Regions from separate parts of the Homo sapiens genome. Here region 1 is linked to region 2. Evidence: read pairs that join two places in POLR2A ChIA-PET (ENCODE). Cell type or tissue: PC-9. All regions are shown on one strand. Links, peaks and the distances in the headings refer to the core of each region. The heading gives the core; the rest is flanking DNA. Region 1 overlaps GINS1 (GINS complex subunit 1). Region 2 overlaps ABHD12 (abhydrolase domain containing 12, lysophospholipase).

The links. ChIA-PET counts read pairs that join two places held together with the same protein. Peaks named below come from ENCODE experiments on the same cell type or tissue, not always from the same donor. Only the 100,000 strongest peaks of a DNase experiment are listed, where the experiment ranks them.
Region 1: POLR2A ChIA-PET joins it to region 2 with 16 read pairs; 2 of 35 experiments call an interaction of 5 or more read pairs at or near these places.

The regions. Positions count from the first base shown.
Region 1 is chr20:25,445,638-25,448,547 of GRCh38, forward strand. It overlaps GINS1 (GINS complex subunit 1), which reads left to right. Exons shown (of 7, transcript NM_021067.5): 7 at 286-2,910. The coding sequence ends at 354. Among named protein-coding and RNA genes, the nearest start is that of GINS1, 39 kb to the left of the region's middle. In PC-9, for the core only: no CTCF peak of the experiment used is centred there; no DNase peak of the experiment used is centred there.
Region 2 is chr20:25,314,574-25,317,483 of GRCh38, forward strand. ABHD12 (abhydrolase domain containing 12, lysophospholipase) reads right to left here. Exons shown (of 13, transcript NM_001042472.3): 5 at 2,475-2,505; 6 at 352-397. Among named protein-coding and RNA genes, the nearest start is that of PYGB, 68 kb to the left of the region's middle. RefSeq lists an enhancer at 2,404-2,910. In PC-9, for the core only: no CTCF peak of the experiment used is centred there; a DNase peak (open chromatin) is centred at 1,088; H3K27ac peaks cover 438 bases.

The sequences.
Region 1 (2,910 bases), core at 164-2,663, 130 kb after region 2:
CCCCTGGGCCAACTTTGTATTTTTTAGTAGAGACGCGGTTTCTCCATGTTGGTTAGGCTGGTCTTGAACCCCCGACCTCAGGTGATCCGCCTACCTTGGTGTCCTAAAGTGCTGGGATTTCAGGCATGAGCCACCGTACCCAGCCCCTTAAGTTTAACTTTCAACTACTTACTTGTTGGAGTTTGAAAACTAATCAGTGCTACTTTTTAATGATACAAGAAATAATTTCAAATTCTTTCCCAATCATTTATTTTACTCTTTCTCCATCCCTTCTTGTCCCCTCAGCACTTTTTACCTCGATGGAAATGTGAGCAGCTGATCAGACAAGGAGTCCTGGAGCACATCCTGTCATGACCATGCGCCGAGGCACTTCCAGGCTTCACTCAACTCATGGACTCCTCTGTACTCACTCTCTCCACCACTCCCTTCACCTCCCTCTTTGATTTTAGAAGCTATAGACATTGTTTAAGATAACTAAGAATACTTGGCTAAGAAGTATAATTTGCTAACTATTAAGGACTTTCTTTTTTTAATGTTGTACACTATTCTTCCTACTCTTTTTTGGTTTTGGTTTTGTTTTGTAGAGACTGTCTCACTATGTTGCCCAAGCTGGTCTCAAACTCCTGGCCTCAAGCAGTCCTCCCACCTTAGCTTCTCAAAGTGTTGAGATCACAGGCGTGAGCCACTGCACCCGGCCCCTACTCCTTTTTCTAATAAGCTGTATCTGTAATCACAGCATTCCTACAGTTGTTACAGTGTGTTTTTTAAATGAAAGTAAACATGGTTACATTTGAATCTCTTAAATAAGCAGTCACTTGGCTGGACAGGAAGAAGGTAGATCCTGTGTGTCTTGTTTTCTGGTCATGTGTATTGTACAAGCTAGAGAGCTGAATTTCTGAGATACACATTTTCAAATCACATGCAAGTGAAGATGATGGTCTGTAGAAATTTTCAGTATATATAATGTTTAATGACATACTAATTTATCATCTGGCTATTTGGGAAGGAAGGACACACATGGATTTTGCACATTTCCACCATGGTGGCTGGTGTGGCTTGTGGCTATGGGGTGATCACCAGTATCACCACTTTGGAAGGGGACAGTGAAATTGGGGCTAGAGAAGGAACTTTGTACAGTTTTCCCTGAGATTCAGATTGACTGAAAAGTCACATGAAGAGTTGATTGTCTTTTAATGGTATGTTTTAAACAGCTGACATTTTAAATTTTGATGAAATCCAGTTTATTCGTTTGTTCTTTTATGCTTTGGGTGTTGCATCCGAGAAATCTTTTCCCATCCCAAGATCACAATTTTTTTTCCTTTTTACTTCTAGAAGTGTTATAATTTTAAGCTTTATACTTTGGTCTATGACCCGTTTTTTTTTTTGTTTTGTTTTGTTTTTTCGTTTGTTTCTTTGTTTTGAGATGGAGTCTTGTTCTGTCACCCAGGCTGGGGTGCAGTGGCGTGATCTTGGCTCACTGCAATCTCTATCCCCTGGGTTCAAGTGATTCTCTTGTCTCAGCCTCCCAAGTAGCTGGGATTACAGGCACAGGCCGCCACGCCTGGCTAATTTTTGTATTTTTAGTAGAGACAGAGTTTTACCATGTTGGCCAGGCTGGTTTCAAACTCCTGACCTCAAGTGACCCACCTTGGCCTCCCAAAGTTTTGGGATTACAAGTGTGGGCCACCGCGGCCAGCCTATGATCCATTTTGAATGAATTTTTTATATGGTGCAAGGTGTCAATCCACCTTCACTTTTTCTTGGGAATATAGATATCCAGCTGTTTCACTACCATTTTTTGAAAGGACTGCCCTTTGCTCTATCACCTTTGCATTTTTGTTAAAAAGTAGTTGTCAATGTATATGTGGGTTTATTTCAGGACTCTGTTTTGTTCCATTGACCTGTTTTTCTCTCCTGAATGCCAATACCATATTTGTATGTAGTGTATGTAATTTTCTAATAATTCTTGAAACAGATAGTATTAATGTGTCATATTTTTGCTGTTGTTTGTATTTTTTGTAGAGATGGGGTTTCACCGTGTTGGCCAGGCTGTGTTGAACTCCTGAGCTAAAGCAATACACTTGCCTCGTCCTCCCCATGTGCTGGGATTACAGGCGTGAGCCTTGGTGCTGGCCCAGTGTACCACATTTCTTTTTGAGATTTGTTTTGGCTATGTTAAGTCCTTTGCTTTTGATGTGAAATTTGGGAACAGGCAGGGTGTGGTGGCTTATGCCTGTAATCCTAGAACTTTGGGAGGCCTAGATGGGTGGATCACTTGAGCTCAGGAGTTCCAGACCAGCCCGGGCCTATGGCAAAACTCCGTCTCTACAAAAAATAGAAAAAATTAGCCAGGTGTGGTGGTGCATGCCTGTAGTCACAGTTACACGGCAGGCTGAGGTGGGAGGATCACTTGAACCCCAGAGGTCAAGACTGCAGTGAGCTGAGATCACACCACTGTACTCCAGCCTGGGTGACAAAGTGAGACTCTATCTCAAAAAGAAATTAGGATCAATTTGTCAATTTCTACAACAACAACAACAAAAACCCCTGTTGGGCACCTTGATTGAGATTGCATTGAATTTATATAAAACTGTTGGGAGAATTGACATCTTAATAATATTGAGTCTTCTGGCCTATAAACAAGGTCTGTCTTCCTAGGTATTAATGTTTTGTCTTCTATTTCTCTTAATAATCTTTTGTAGTTTTCAGTGTACAGGTCTACCATGTCAGCATTTCATAGTTTTGATGCTAAATGGTATTTTAAAATTTCAAATTCTAACCACTTGTTGCTAGTAAATAGAAATACAATTGATGTTGAACTTGTATCCTTCAGCCTTGCTAAACTGTGAGTTCTCATGGTGTTTTTGTAAATTACATCAACAGTCATGTGTTCTATGAATAAAGAGTTTT
Region 2 (2,910 bases), core at 114-2,613:
GAGCCTAAGGCAGAAGGATCCCTTGAGCCAAGGAGTTCAAGGCTGCAGTGAGCTACAATCATGCTACTGTACTCCAGGTTGGGTGACAAAGTGAGATCCTATCTTAAAAAAAAAAAAAAAAAAGTTGCTGACAGGGCATCTGCTGGGGGCTCCAGGTGCTGAGCCTCCCCTACCAGAAGGGGCTCTCCTGACAGCTCCATCAGGGTCTTTGTCAGGACCCAGGACACCATCACAGCACAGGCAAAGCAGGCGCTGGCCTTGCTCCGAGCCTCTTCGAGTGAGGCCTGCCCATGGGATACCGCCAGCAAGCAGTGGAATTGTGCTCAGATGCTCTTGCAAAAGAAATCTCACCTCTGTAGTCAAAGGTGACCACATGGTAACCAAGGGAACTCAGCACCTGTAAAGTGAAAAATAAACATCTTTGGCAACAAATCCAAGCATCTGTATTGAGGGCAGCTTGCCGCTTACTAAACTCATCCAACTTTCTCTCCTCTGCCTTGTACGTAGTGGCAGCTTCATAAAGACTGTGACATGCTGCCTGACTCCTGGCTGGGTTTTATGAAACCAAGATGCCAACTGCCACTGCAGGACTTGCTGACATCCCTGCCTGGGAGCGCAGGAAGGCTCTCCCTTCCTCCTGCTTAGACGCTAGGGGGCCAGGAGCAGTGTCCGGCCGCAGCTCCACTCGTGCTGCAGGGCAGCCTCTGGGGCGGCCTCCTCTGGAGGCAGACAGCTCTCGGTGCTGCAGTGTGATGGTAGACCCCCAGGAGGAGGGCTACACTGTGCAGAGACCCCATCTGGGGACCCTTGCTGCAACCCAGTATTTCTTGGATTTTAAGCTCTTGTCAATTTTTTTTTCTGTTATTTTTTTTTAATCCCTACAGACTAGCTGACCTCTTTCATTTAGCTCACTCCTCAAACACCCACCCCTGTGCCCTTGCTGGGGTGTGCCCAGAGCAACATGGGAGGCTGCCGCACCATCATGTCACCCAGAATCACAGCTCCCTTCTTTGGGGGGGTTGTTGGGTGCTTCCCCAGGGCAGCCTGCACTTCCTTGCCAGCTCCTAGCCACCGCAGAGGCTATAACCAGAGCCAACCTGCTCCAGCCCTGTTGACCTCAGCAGGATGAATCATTTCTTTTAACAGAAAACTGAAAAAAGGACCAATCACTTCTCAAACTCTCCCCACCTTTCCTGACTTAATGCAATGTACTCCACGGGTAAAATCCTCCAATAGCTCAGAGCTGGGTGTGCCCCCGCCTCTGTCTGTGCCCCTGCCTCTGTCTGTGTTCCCTTCTGCCCTGTGGGCCAGTGCAGATGGCCCTCTGAGGGGAGGAGAGTGAGGCTGTTTCAACAGTATCTCTTGGGCTCCAAGACCCAGACAACCAGATGAAGAACAAAACCAAGCAACCAAGCACAAGTGAAGGTCTGCACGCCCTGCCCTAGGCACCCCCTGCATGTGGGGAGACCTGCAGGCGCTCCCACTGTGTGCCTGGAAGCTGATTCAAGTCCCACCTGCAGCCCTTGCTGGGGTGAGCCTACGACCTGGCAGTCAGTGTAGCACCTGGAGCACCTGGTTTCTCTTTTCCTTTTTTTTTGTTTTTTGAGACGGAGTCTTGCTCTGTTGCCCAGGCTAGAGTGCAGTGGTGCCATCTTGGCTCACTGCAACCTCCGCCTCCCAGGTTTAAGCAATTCTCTGCCTCAGCCTCCTGAGTAGCTGGGATTACAGGCGCCCGCCACCACGCCTGGCTAATTTTTTTTGTATTTTTAGTAGAGACGGGGTTTCACCATCCTGGCCGGCTGGTCTTGAACTCCTGACCTTGTGATCCACCCATCTTGGCCTCCCAAAGTGCTGGGATTACAGGCGTGAGCCACCACACCCAGCCGTCTCTTTTCATTTTATACACAAGTAACGTAACATTGAAAAACAATTTCCAGTGCTGCTTATGTAGTCTGCCAATATCTGCACTTGGTCTACAAAGCCCATACATTCTGATGTTGGGGCCCAGGCCTAGAAGCAGTGTGATGGGCAGTCACAGCAGAGGCAGCCAAGGCCCTACCTTCCAGCACGCCCATCCAAAGGCAGTGTTAAAAAGCTCAACACGCCTGTCATCCCAACACTTTGGGAGGCCAAGGTGGGAGGCCCAGGAGTTCGAGACCAGCCTGAGCAACATAGGGAGACCTCATTTCTACAAAAAAACAAACAAAAATTAGCTGGGCGTGGTGGCGGCATGCACCTGCAGTCTCAGGAGGCTGAAGCAGGAGGATAGTTTGAGCCCAGGAGGTCGACGCTGCAGTGCGCTGTGACTGTACCACTGCACTCCAGCCTGGGCAACAGAGGAGGAGGACCCTGTCTCACACACACAAACAGCCCAGCAATAGTTAACTCTCAAGCTGTGAGTCTGGTGACTCCCTTCACTTCCTGCCCTGGAAAGAACAGCCCAGGGAACAGGTGTGGGTGCTGCCTGCACTCACCTTGTAAAGCTCCACGCGGTGGTCGCCTCCTCTGGAGAAGAAAACAGGACATGGTGTGAGCACATCTTCTCAGAGTTGGGCCCCAGGTCAACTTGTCCTCCATACCCCAAACCAGGGGGAGGCCAATGAAAGAGGGCAGAACCTCTTCCTTGGGTCCCCCTAAGTAGCCCCACACTCGCCTCTGGCAGTGCTGTGCCAAGGGGGAGATGGTCTTAGCACTTTGGGGGAGATTTCTTAATGACTGCTTTTATTTTTCAGTAGGTAATGCACACCTACAGCCCCAAACTAGAAAGACACTAAAGGAAACACAGCAAGGCCTCATCCACCACACCCCAGACCCTCCCAGCTTCCCTGTGCCAAGGACACCCTGTGTAGACAGAGGCTGTGCTCCAACAGGACCCGTATGGGCGACTTCTGCCCTCACTTCTTGCTCCGC